Linked DNA regions of Homo sapiens: region 1 is linked to region 2. Evidence: read pairs that join two places in POLR2A ChIA-PET (ENCODE). Cell type or tissue: GM12878. All regions are shown on one strand. Each heading gives the region's core, and the rest is flanking DNA. Links, peaks and the distances in the headings are about the cores only.

Evidence for each region. Peaks named below come from ENCODE experiments on the same cell type or tissue, not always from the same donor. Only the 100,000 strongest peaks of a DNase experiment are listed, where the experiment ranks them.
Region 1: POLR2A ChIA-PET joins it to region 2 with 7 read pairs; 2 of 35 experiments call an interaction of 5 or more read pairs at or near these places.

What each region holds. Positions count from the first base shown.
Region 1 is chr11:33,909,062-33,917,001 of GRCh38, reverse strand. It overlaps LOC105376621 (a long non-coding RNA gene), which reads right to left. Exons shown (of 3, transcript XR_931176.3): 3 at 5,364-6,269. LOC124902659 (a long non-coding RNA gene) reads right to left here and starts at 3,905. Exons shown (of 2, transcript XR_007062648.1): 1 at 3,867-3,905; 2 at 2,879-3,088. In GM12878, for the core only: no CTCF peak of the experiment used is centred there; a DNase peak (open chromatin) is centred at 4,221; H3K27ac peaks cover 875 bases.
Region 2 is chr11:33,754,746-33,759,745 of GRCh38, reverse strand. FBXO3 (F-box protein 3) reads left to right here. Exons shown (of 11, transcript NM_012175.4): 4 at 1,145-1,259; 5 at 3,771-3,975. Among named protein-coding and RNA genes, the nearest start is that of FBXO3, 17 kb to the left of the region's middle. In GM12878, for the core only: no CTCF peak of the experiment used is centred there; no DNase peak of the experiment used is centred there.

The DNA.
Region 1 (7,940 bases), core at 1,476-6,475, 160 kb before region 2:
TGGCATGGACCAGTTTGGTCTTCTGTGCTCTTTACAGCTGTTCTTTTGATTAGTCCATGCCTGTGGCATGCCAGTCATCAAATATTTCTAATGTCACCCTGGAAAGAAAGAAGAATGCCTTGTTTGTAAGGAGTTAGAAGTGGACAATCTTCTCAGAGGAGGCTGGGGATATTCTTAGAAAACAATAGCTCCCTGGCTTGGGCACATAAACAGGCTATGTGCTTGATGGTCCTTCAAAGTCCTGCATGGACCCCAGGATCTCATAAATACTCATATATTCTGACAAATTGGCTGCTCTCGTTTGGAAAAAAAATAACTCTTAACATCAGAAGTGTTCCTTAGTAGAAACATGTGTTTGCCAGTCCTGCTTCACCACTCCCTTCCTCAGTAACTCCTCACCTTGCTGTTCTTCTCTTCCCACTTACATTCTTGGTGAGACTTTCCATCAGGCACCTTTCCCCTCGGGCCAAGGGAAGGCCATGACTGGAACCCAGTGAGGCTGCTCAGATGTTTACTTGGAATACGAATCTTGAATCAAAAGACACAGAGAAAGCAGCGCAGATACATCCCTAAACAGCACCTATGAGAAAGCAGCCCTGGTTGCTAATATAAGACCCAGCTATTTGCTTTTTTCTTCAATTACACCCTATAGAGTGGAATTATTTTTATTTTCTAAAGTTATCCAGAGTCTATTTCTGTTTTCTGCAATCCAAAACCCCCCAACTCACACAGGGTTCGATATCTAATGTCAGTGTTTTTTTCTTAGAAGCTTTTAATCCTAAAAGACAGATCTTTCCTTCCTGGCCCAGCCTCCTCCAACCCCAGGACCTAAGTCCTTTCTCTTCCATTTCCTTCCAGAGCTTCCTGAGCCAGGGCGGAAAAGGGCTCTTGTCAATGTGCTAAGCTTTACCTTGAGGGATGAGTGAAGACACCCTTTAAATTACCTATAAAACTCTTTGATTCACTCAGCATAGGTTGCCATGGGCAATTTGCTAAGCTTATTGATCATTTTCTGTTTAAATTAAAGTTTGATGTCCCGGAACAGGCTGTGCAGTGCATGGAGTTAATGGAAAAGGTTGAGATCCAGGGGAGAGACACTCACTGTGGAAATGGAGGGTATTCAAGGGGAAAACAGGGAGTCTATGAAGAGGAGATTGTCAGCACCAAGTTGTGGTAAATATGATGGCGATAAAAAAGATAGAGAATGGGATTCTTTTATGGAGAAGGGCAGCTTCCCAGACATTTAAAGCCTCAGGGAGACAGTGGAAAAAAATGTATTCATTCCACAAATATTTGTTGAATGCCTATTATATGTCAGACACTGTGCTGGGCGCTGGGGAACAATAATGAAGGCACCATCGTTGAGTCTCAGCTCTAAATCAGTGGTTCTCAAAGTGTAGTCCCTGGTGCCGCTGAATCCCCATTGCCTGGGGCGGATGTTCAGGCCCCACCCCAGACCTACTGAATCAAACTCTGGAAGAGAGGCTCAGTCCCTTCCAGAGGAACCTGGTGCATGCTATAGTTTGAGAACCACTGCTCTAGATCTTAAGCCTCTGAGGAGTAAACCCAGGCTCCTGAGAACCAGGAGCTCAGCTTGAGTCAGTGTCATTATCACAAACATCTGTTGAGCATTTATCATTGCCAGGTATTATGCTAAGCATGACATGGGTTCTTTCTTTCTTTCTTTTTTTTTTTTTTTTGGTGACAGAGTCTTACTCTGTTGCCCAGGCTGGAGTGCAGTGGCATGATCTCGGCTCACTGCAACCTCCACTTCCCACGTTCAAGTGATTCTCCTGCCTCAGCCTCCCAGGTGGCTAGGATTACAAGCGCCCACCATGACGCCCAGCTAATTTTTTGTATTTTTGGTAGAGACAGGGGTTTCACCATGTTGGCCAGGCTGGTCTCAAATTCCAGACCTCAGGTGATCTGCCCGCCTCAGCCTCCCAAAGTGCTGGGATTACAGGCGAGAGTCACCGCACCCGGCCCAACATGGGTTATTTCATTGCATCCTTACAACAAGCTTTCAGATGGAGGATGAAATGGAGGCACGCTGGAAGCAGGCAGGGTAGGTAGAATTCAAACACAAGAGTTTAAATGTTCTGTCTACCGTCTCCCAAACACCAACCTCCCACAAGTTCTGTGACTCTTTCTGCCCTGGTTAAAGCTGACCTTCAGATTGACACAGAAACATGGTTTCCCCCAGATGAGCTATATTGTGAGGCTGGATTTATTTATTTATTTATTGAGACAGGGTCTCATTCCTGTTGCCCAGGCTGGAGTGCAGTGGCGCAATCACAGCTTACTGTAACCTTGACTTCCCCAGGTTCAGGTGATCCTCCCACCTGAGCCTCCTGAGTGGCTGGGACTTGACAGGTATTTGCCACCCCACCTGGCTTATTTTTTATATTTTTTGTAGAGACAGGGTTTTGCCAAGTTGCCTAGGCTGGTCTTGAACTCCTGGGCTCAGGTGATCCACCCATATTGGCCTCCCAAAGTGCTAGGATAACAGATGTGAGCCACTGTGCCTGGCAAGGTTGGGCTTTAGGTGCTTGAGGAAGAAGAGGAAGTAAAAGGGCAGGAAGTGTAGAATAGACTAGGAAGGAGACAGAGGAAATGTTGGCAGTGAGAAGGCAGGCCAACAGTTCCACCTGCCCAGTTATCTTCATCTTTATGGGAAGCTAGAATTCAAAATCACCATACACTGATTAGGTATGGAAAAATCTCATCAATTCAGTGAAAAAGGGTTTTCACATCCTAATGCCTAAATGTCAAGCCCTTTAAATCTTCCACTTGCAGTGTGTATCAGTTTTGTATTGCTGCAGTAACAAAATCAGTATTCATTTGCCATGGCTGTTGTAACAAATTACCGTAAACTTAGTGGCTTAAAACGTTAAGTTTTATTCTCTTATAGTTCTGGAGGTCAGAAGTCTAAAATTAAGGTGTTGGCAGCACTGCATTTCTTCTGAAGACTTCAGGGGAAAATCTATCTCCTTCTGTTTTCCAGCTTGCATTTTCCAGAGGCTTCTTGCATTCCTTGGCTTGTGGCCCATTCTTCCATCTTTAAAGCCAGCAGCTTCTTCTCTCCTATCTGACATATGCTTCTGTTCTTACAGCTTTCTCTACTCATAGACTTCCGTCTCCCTCTTATAGGGACCCTTGTGATTACATTGGACCCAACTAAATGCTCCAGGAGAAACTTCCCATCTCCAGATCTTAATTTAATCACACCACCAAGGTTGTTTTGCATCTAAGGTAACAAATGTATAGCTTCTGGGGATTAGCAGGTAAACTTTTTTTTTTTTTTTTTGAGACGGAGTCTTGCTCTGTCGCCCAGGCTGGAGTGCAGTGGCACGATCTCGGCTCACTGCAAGCTCCGCCTCCCGGGTTCACACAATTCTTCTGCCTCAGCCTCCCGAGTAGCTGGGACTACAGGTGCCTGCCACCTCGCCCAGCTAATTTTTTTGAATTTTTTAGTAGAGACAGGGTTTCACCGTGTTAGCCAGGATGGTCTCGATCTCCTGACCTCGTGATCCACCCGCCTTGGCCTCCCAAAGTGCTGGGATTACAGGCGTGAGCCACCGCACCCAGCCACAGGTAAACATCTTTGGGAAGGGTAGCACTATTCTGTTTGTCATACTCTTCTGTCCTTAGGAAAGTCATTTTTCTTTTGGAAAGCTTCCATTTCTCAAAAAAAAAAAAAAAAAAGGTTGGGGGGATTAGAATACTTCTTGGTCCTAATCTTATAGGAATATGTACATCATTTCAATTACAGATGTAAACATTATTGTTGCCTCAGTGTCCTCATCTGACAAATGGGATAAGAATGGTGTTTCTTCCTCATTCGGTTAAAAATCTGTATTGCTTACCTACTCTGTGCAATGTTGTGTTCATGTTCCATTGGAAAGGCCCCGACACAGTGCTACAGAAAAAAAAAAAACACTCAGCAAAAGGTAGCTGTATAAGTTAGATGTTATAGTCTTAACTATGTGTCAGCAACAGACAGAGATGAGGCCAATTCTCTTGAGTAACCAACCATCTGATGACTCATATCATCATGCAATGTTTGGAAGAGCAGCAATAAGCTCAGGTTTCAAGATGCTTCGGTGATCATGAACTTGAGGGCCTGTCCACTGAGCTGAGGTGTCAAAATGAGCCTCAGTATTTCCCGTGGTAGGTGACAGGCTGAGGGCTGTTACCACCAGAGGCTGTTGCTGCCATTCGCCTGGAACCACGTTTGTTGATGATCAGGGGAACAAAAAGCAGCAGCCGTGTCCACCAGAAGAGAGACATTAAGGTTGATTAAGTGAGTGGGCCAATTAGCGTCTGGCTTCATGCAGTGTGGAGTTAATTAGCCTCTACAAAACAACAACAGCTGCCTTGATGGTAGGGCAGGAGGCCCAGCAGAGAGGAGCCAGGGGAAGAGAAGTGAGAGACCTAGTGCTTAATAACTTGGCTGCAGTGGGCCCTGCCCCACTAAAATGTAGAACAAAGCCCAGGGCAAACTTGCTTGCCTGCTTCCGGACCGTGCATGGGGTGGAGAGCCACAGTCTCCGCCCGTTAGGGAGAGGCCAAACTCAGACCTCAGACTTACATTTCTTTTTGAGACTAAGTCTAGCACAGCTTAGTTTGCATTCTAACAAAAATCGCTGCTCTACACGTCATCTTGATCCTTAACTCCCTAATTCACAGTTTCCTAATGTTGATATTTTTTCCTTATTACAAAAGTAATACATACTTATTGGGCGGCATTTGGAAAGTACAGAAAAATACCTAGAAAAAATAATCCCTTGATCTTGAAATAGATTCTTTCATTCATTAATCATTTATTGTTTACCTACTAAATACCACTGCTGTTCAAGGTGTTCAGAAAAAGCATATATCAGTTTAGTTTTTTCTCCATGCAAATATATATGCTGTTTTACAAATTGAACTCACTGTGCATGATCTTTAATTATCCCCTTTTTAGCAATGCGTCACCATTTTTCCTATCCTGTTTTAAAATGTTTTTTTAACTACTTAGCCTCTGTGGTTCCGCTAATTACACATCATTGTATTGCGCATTTACTTATGCCTTCTGCCTCCTCTTCTAACAAAGTTCTTCAGGGTAGAGACAATACCTTTTTACCACTATATCCCCCATAGCTCAGAGCCTAGATCAAAGCCGAGCATGTGGTGGGCACTCATTAAAAATGCGATAAATGAGTAAGTAAATGAGTGAACGAATTTAGCCAGTCCTTTCTTGTGGGCCACTAAGGTTGTTTCCACTTCTTTACCATTGACAAAAGCTGTTGTACCAATTAAGACTGGGTTCAAATACAAGTGACAGAAACTCCTCCAAAGCAGTGGCTTAGACAAGATAGAAGTTTCTTTTCTTTTCTTTTCTTTTTTTTTAACAAAAGCCAGGAAATTAAGGCCAGGTGCCATGGTTCATGCATATAATCCCAGCCCTTTGGGAGGCTGAGGCAGGAGGATTGCTTGCGTCCAGCCTGGGCAACATAGTGAGACCTTGTCTCTACAAAAAAAAATTATTTGGGCATGGTGGTGCACGCCTGTAGTCCCAGCTCCTTGGGAGGCTGAGGTTGGAGGATTGCTTGAAGCTGGGAAGTTGAAGCTGCAGTGAGCTGAGATCGCGCCACTGCACTCAGACCTTGGTGACAGAGTGAGACCCTGTCTTGAAAAAAAAAAAAAGGCAGAAAATTAGTCCAGAACTTGTATGATGCTTTGCTATTCATTGGTATGGAAGCTAAAGCTTCCAAGCAACACAGAAGGGAAAGGAGAAGGACATGGACCTTTCCTAGAAGTTCCAGATACCACTTCTGCTTGCATTCTTATTAATGAGGATTTAGTCACATGACTGTATTAACTGCAAGGGAGTCTGGGAAATGTGGTCTTAATTATGCAGCTAATACCCAGAGCTACTGTAAATTAGGAAGAAGGGGAAGAAAACTGGGGGATCATAGCTGGCATGGCTCTTTGACCCCTGGGTTGACCCCAACCTCTAGCTAGTCCTTCTGTAATGCAACCCTTAGTTTCTCTAGATGTGGGGGTCTGGATATCTGTCAGGTCAGCCTGGCTTATTGGCTTCAGGCCTGGGACCAGTGTACTGGAAGGGTTTTAGTGCCTTCATCTCCCTGATGTAAACTTCATCTTGCCAGTTGACTTAGTCATCACCAAAGATTGACTCAATAAAGATGCCGCATTTCCCAGAGGATGGTTTTCTAATTAGTGTGAAGAGAAAGTTCCAGCTGTGAGGACAGGAATCCGAGTTTCTGAAATGCAATGATTATTAGTAACAATCAATCAACCAGCTTCACAGGACAATGGAGAAAAAGCCAGCTCTCAAGGATGCTATGTGGAGCAAGGATGATGGCTGCCTGGAACAGGAGGCAGTGTGGCTCAATTGCAATGTGGCCAAGCCCCTGAGACAGAGAGAGACTTTGTAACAAGGTTTTACTGCCTGCAGGAAAAATCCTGCCAAAATGCATTCGGGAACGTGCTGGGAGACATGTATTCATTATTATGCCCCTAGCAGCTATCGCAGGAAACCATCTGGGCTCAGTTGGCCTATAAATTTGCAACTTGCAGTTGGGTGGGCTACAGGGAATTGGCCAAGCAGGAAGTCAAGGTGTGAAGTGGATCTGGCAGGTTCTATACACAGGGCTAGCTCAGAAAGTTGCCACTACTCGCAGTTATTTTTCCTTTTAATTTTTTATTGTGAAAAAATCACACATAGAGAAAAGTGCATAAAACATAAATGTACACTTTAACAAATTATCATAAAGTGAATACAGATGCTATAATCACCCGGGTCAAGAAATAGGACATTGTCAGCTCACTAGAAGCGTCCTATGTGCCCATTTAAACACAACACCCCTTTTCCTCCCAAAGATCACAATCCTGATTTTAAGTATAACTTCCTTGCCTCATTTGACCGTTTTGCCATTTAAGTGCTCACTCCAAAACAATAGTGTCTATTTTTGAACTTTATATTGTTGTACAGAATCATAGAGTTCATATTCTTTTGTGTCTGGATGTATTTGTTTATTGATTTATTGATTTTTTTAAGAGACAGGGTCTTGCTCTATTGCCCAGGCTGGAGTGCAGTAGTGTGACCATAGCTCCCTGCAACCTTGAAATCCTGGGCTCAAGTGATCTTCCTACCTCAGTCTCCTGAGGAGCTGGGACTCCAGGTGTGTGCCACCACATCTGGCTATTTTTAAATTTTTTTTGTAGAGATAGGGTCTTGCTGTGTTGCCCTAGGCTGGACTTGGACTTCTGGCCTCAAGTGATCCTCCTGCCTCAGCCTCCTGATGGATTTTCCTTTGTGCTCAACATTCTTTAAAAGGTTTATCCATATTGCATAATATGAGCATAAAGCCTACTTTGTGTATTTTCATTACTGAATATTATTTGGTTTACCTATTTTACTGCTTTTAGACATTTTACTGTTCCTGGACATTTGGGTTGTTTTCAGTCCGGGTTTATCACAAATAATGCTGCTAGGAACATTGTTGTACATACAGGCTTTTGCACATATGTGTGTTTGAGAACCACATCTGTAATTCTCAAACTTCAGTGTGCATAAAAATAGCTGGTGAGCTTGCAAAGATAGAGATTCCTATTTTTTTTTTTTTCCCTAGTAATCCTGATTGAGTAAGTCTAGGGTGGGGCCCCTAAGTTTTCATTTCCAACAAATTGTTACTGAGCTACTGAACCCTGGACCACGCCTTGAGTAACGTTACAGAGCAGGGGTTGGCAAACTACCTCCCATAACCCAGAATGGGCCCACTACCTCTTTTGTACAGTCCATGCACTAAACATGATTTTTACATTTTTTAATGGTTGGAAAAATCCAAAGAAGGTACATTATATGAAATTAATTATATAAAATTCAGGGCTGGGCACAGTGGTTCACACCTGTAATCCCAGCACTTTGGGAG
Region 2 (5,000 bases), core at 1-5,000:
TGGATTTGGTTCTATTTTCTATTTTTTCCTCTTTCTTTAGTCAGATCTTGTCTTGGTATAGGCCTAGTTGTTTTTAATTTATTGCTAGACATAATTTGAATTTTGGGGTAATGTTATTTTCTTCTAGAGATTACTTTTGCTTTTGGCTAGCAGCTAGTCAATGGGCAGATCACTGTAATGCAATCAGGGATTGACATGATTGAAAGCTGGGCTTTAGTCTTTGTGAGGACTAGTCTTATTTTCAGTTCATCCTTTTTCCTAGGATGTCAGTCAGAATCCTAGCCCAAAAACCTTGGGTTTTACCAGGTCCCTCTCTCCTTTGTGGACCCTGAACTCTGTTTGTTTTGCCCTCTAGCCCTGTGGTACTGCCTAAAGCTTTGCTCAGCTTCTTGGCCACTCAACCTCATATTTGCTTTCAGAATTGACAGCAATTCTTGTCTAAAGACAAGGTGGCTTCCGATGCCTGGCCCACCTCTCAGTCTCTCTCTTCTCCTGGACCCCTCTCCCCTACCGTTGTGACTCTTCGAAAGTCTTCAAGCCAATTTTTTGTTTTCACTATTCAGCAAGAGGTTTAGTCCAACAACCTGGTGGGCTGCTGCTGAATGTCGATCTCATCTCTTGGTATTTGTCATTATTTCCCACTTCTCAAAGCTAGAATATGTGGCAAGTTTACAAATATGCAAAATAGAGTTCAAGTTAATGGCCTCCTCACACATGAACCATACCTTATGTCCTATATTTCCCATTAAGAGTCAATGTTAAAACTCTTAAATAACATCAGTTTAGAGAACTTCCAGGGGTTTTGCTGTTTTTTTTTTTATTTTAAATAAAGCAGTATGAATATTTTAGATTTAGGAAATTTAGAGGTTTGTGTTATAATGTGAAAACATTATTGTGGATCTCATTGGTGCCCACTTTCCATGTTTTACTAAGTGCCAGTGTTTTCCCTGTTGGGAGGAAACTAAGAAATTTGCTTTCTCAGTGCTTCAAATTAGTTTTCAATTCATTTCCTTCTATTTCAGCCATATATTTTGGACAGAATTCACTCATTCCAAGATTGTTTCATTAGTTAGCAGATAGATTGCATTTCTTCTTAGATTTAAGGCTGTTTCTTCACAATTCACTCTTTTTTGTGCCTTTATAGAGGGTGCTCGAGAGGAAGACCTCGATGCTGTGGAAGCGCAGATTGGCTGCAAGCTTCCTGACGATTATCGATGTTCATACCGAATTCACAATGGACAGAAGTTAGTGGTTCCTGGGTAAGATATTCAATGTTTTGGTTATTTTTAATGATGCAAGTTATTTTTTAGAATGAAAGTAAATAAATTGTATTTGTAGTTACCCTTAACAAATTAAAGAAGCATGGGAATTCCCTCTTTCTCCTTTATAGCAATCCATAAGACAAAATCTATAGCTTGAATTAGATTTTACCAAAATAAATATATCTCATAAAAACACAATTTTTATCAATATATTTGTATAGTTAAAATGAAGTCTGGTATGGGATGGGGGATGGGACATACAGTAAAGGTATGTGCGATATATTTTAACCAAATTCTTCAGAACTCTTGAAATGTGTATCTTATTACAGGCCAGGCAAATTATTTTGGGAGCTTGACGCAAATTCTACCTACTATACATGTAAAGAGCAATCATTTGTCCAGAGCTGCATACACTACACTAAATAAAATTGTTTTGTCATATTAAACACAGTCTATAATTGAATGGCCTGTTTAAAATTTAATTCTAAAGAATGAAGTATTTATTGTGGAACTTTTTTTTTTTTTTTTGAGACAGGGTCTTGCTCGGTCCCCAAGCCTGGAGTATAGTAGCATGATCTCAGCTCACTGCAGCCTTGACTCCCCTGGCTCAAGCAATCCTGCCACCTCAGCTGTCCCAGTAGCTAGAAGTACAGGCGCACCACCATGCCCAGCTACTTTTTTGTATTTTTTGTAGAGATGGGGTCTTGTCATGTTGCCCAGGCTGGTCTTGAATTCCTGGGCTCAAAAAATTCCTGCCTCAGCCTCCAAAAGTGCTGGGATTACAGATGCAAACCACCCAGACTTTTTTTTTTTTTTTTTTTTTTTTTAAGAGATGGTGTCTTGGTGTGTTGCCAGGCTAGTGGTATTTAACTCCTGGGCTCAAGCAGTCCTCCTGCGTCTGCCTCCCAAGTAGCTGGGGCTACAAGCATATACCACTGTGCCTGGCTCAGCTTTTTTTTTTTTTTTTTAAGATTTGTTTTATAAACTTTTATTATTTTAAATTTTTATTTTTTTATTATTATTATTATTATTATTAGAGATGGGGTCTTACTATATTGCCCAGGCTGGTCTTGAACTCCTAGGCTCAAGGGATCCTCCTGCCTCAGCCTTCCAGCCACTATATCCACTTTACATTGTGGAACTTTTGGGTAAAAGTAGACCATGCAGTAGTCATCAAAACTCACCCACAGTTTTAGAAGGCATATATGCTTTGAATGGGTCTACTCCTTTTGTACTTTTATGAAAGTAAGCTATTTCAGAGACATTGTGCTTGTGAAATGCTAATAAGAATTTAAGGAGAACTTTGCACTGTTCTTATTGGAACCTGGTGTTCCTTTGTATGTGAAGAATCATGTGAGGCTCTGTTACAATTTCAGATGAGGGTTGAATGAGTACAGGGAATCCCAAAGGTGATCACATTGAGATTATAAGGTATTCAGAAGTCAAATCTTGGGGGCAGGGTGTGGTCGCTCACACCTGAAACTAGCTCTTTGGGATGCCAACGCAGGAGGACTCCTGAAGTCAGGAGTTCAAGACCAACCTGGGTAGCATAGCAAGATCCTGCCTGTCTCTATAAAAAATTAAGTTAAAAACAATTTGCCAGACTTGGTAGCATGCACTTATAGCTCCAGCTACTCAGGAGCTGTGGATCTCTTGAGCCCAGGAGTCTGAGGCTGCAGTAAGCACTGCACTCCAGCCTGGGTGACAGAACAAGATCCTGTCTCAAAAAAAAAGAAAGAAATCAAATACTAGGCATGGGTCAGACATAGAAGTCAGTTAGGACTAGATGACCCTAAATTATTGGCTATTTTTTCCTATTGAACTGAAACTTGACAAAGTTGAAAAACTGTCAGATTTTAAGAGCAAACAGGAGAGAACTTTGTTAGAAGAGTTGCCCAGAACTGACATGACCAATAGGTCATAAATTGCAACACAGGGATTTTTATCTATACATGGCTCAAGCATTGAGACTTAGGAATCTCATCAAGGAATACCTTGATACCTGTATTGCTATATATATATTTAATGAGATTAATCTATACCCCAGGCATCCAAGTTTTTGAAACTTTGGACAAGGTTTAAGCTGCTTTACATTTATACTGTCTGGTTGCATAGGGTAAGCTAAAGGTTGTATCAAGATAACAGCATCAGAGAATTTACTTCTTTAAACATTAAATTGGCCACACATACATGGCTAGCAAAACACCAGCAAATCAATATATCATGGCAGGATAGATTGTTGAAAACAGTAAAACTGTATTTCTTTTTAAAACATTGCCATTTAGACATTTAATTAATTTTCAATTTAAATCAGAATCTTTTTTCCAATCAAAAGAGTTTGAATTAAATATTTAGAAATTATAGTGCTTTGGGTATTCCTGATTTAGAATTGTCATGTTAATTAGTACTTATAAAGTTGTGAGTGGGAAATTATTATTCATCAGAAAGATGAAGCACAGCTCTTTGGCACTGCCGTGTATTACATGTTTGAGTCTGTATGCTCCTCAGGTTATTGGGAAGCATGGCACTGTCTAATCACTATCGTTCTGAAGATTTGTTAGACGTCGATACAGCTGCCGGAGGATTCCAGCAGAGACAGGGACTGAAATACTGTCTCCCTTTAACTTTTTGCATACATACTGGTTTGAGTCAGTACATAGCAGTGGAAGCTGCAGAGGGCCGAAACAAAAATGAAGTTTTCTACCAATGTCCAGTAAGTAGAACGTGTGTTTAAATATGGCATTAAGATGTGTTCTGATGGTTGTATAAATGCATGCATTAGGTATTTTCAGGATTGTAGAATGGGTATAGAATATTATGCATTTTAGTTATAGACCTCTCTAACTAGAGTTAATATTCTGACATAATGGCATGGAACCCAAGAGAAAACTTGACAGTTGGACATAAAAAACTGGTGTATATACAGAGGAAAAGCTGCAATTTGTCTTAAGGTATTTTAAGGAAAATTAATGAGGAGCTTTTTGTTGAAGTAATTAATTGTAATATGTGTTTCAGACTTTCCAAAAATTTAGCCTTTGAACATCCTTTGATTCATGCTTTGAGTGCAATAGAAACTTTTAAAACTTTGTTCAGTGGGTATTTGATGTATCGAAAAATGTAGTTCTTTTTTAGGAGACTTTTATTGTTTTAATGTAACCACAGAAAATATGGTATTGGTTTCATTTAATAAAAATGAAAAAATAATTTTCAGTTATCAGTAATTTCTCAGTTACACAACCTCTGCCTTCATTTTTGCCTAGATATGAACTTTTTACTTAAAAAAGGAATTTAAAATAGAAAATTCTAAATTTTGGCTGGGTGTGGTGGCTCATGCCTGTGATCTCAGTACTTTGGGAGGCTGAGGCGGGTGGATCAACTGAGATCAGGAGTTTGAGACCAGCCTGGCCATCATGGCGAAACCCCACCTCTACTGAAAAAAAACACACAAAAACTAGCCAGGTGTGGTGGCGCATGCCTTAGTCCCAGCTACTTGGGGAGGCTGAGGCAGGAGAATTGCTTGAATCCGGGAGGCGGAGGTCATAGTGAGCTGAGATCGAGCCACTGCACTCCAGCCTGGGCAACAGAGCAAGGCTCCCTCTCAAAAAAAAAAAAAAGAAAATGCTTTTCATAGTTGAGACATGTGACTCTATATAACATTTTACATATTTAAAGAGCTTTTATAGCTTTAACTTTTTAAAGCATTTTCATACTTTTTATCTCATTTTTTTACTTGATGTC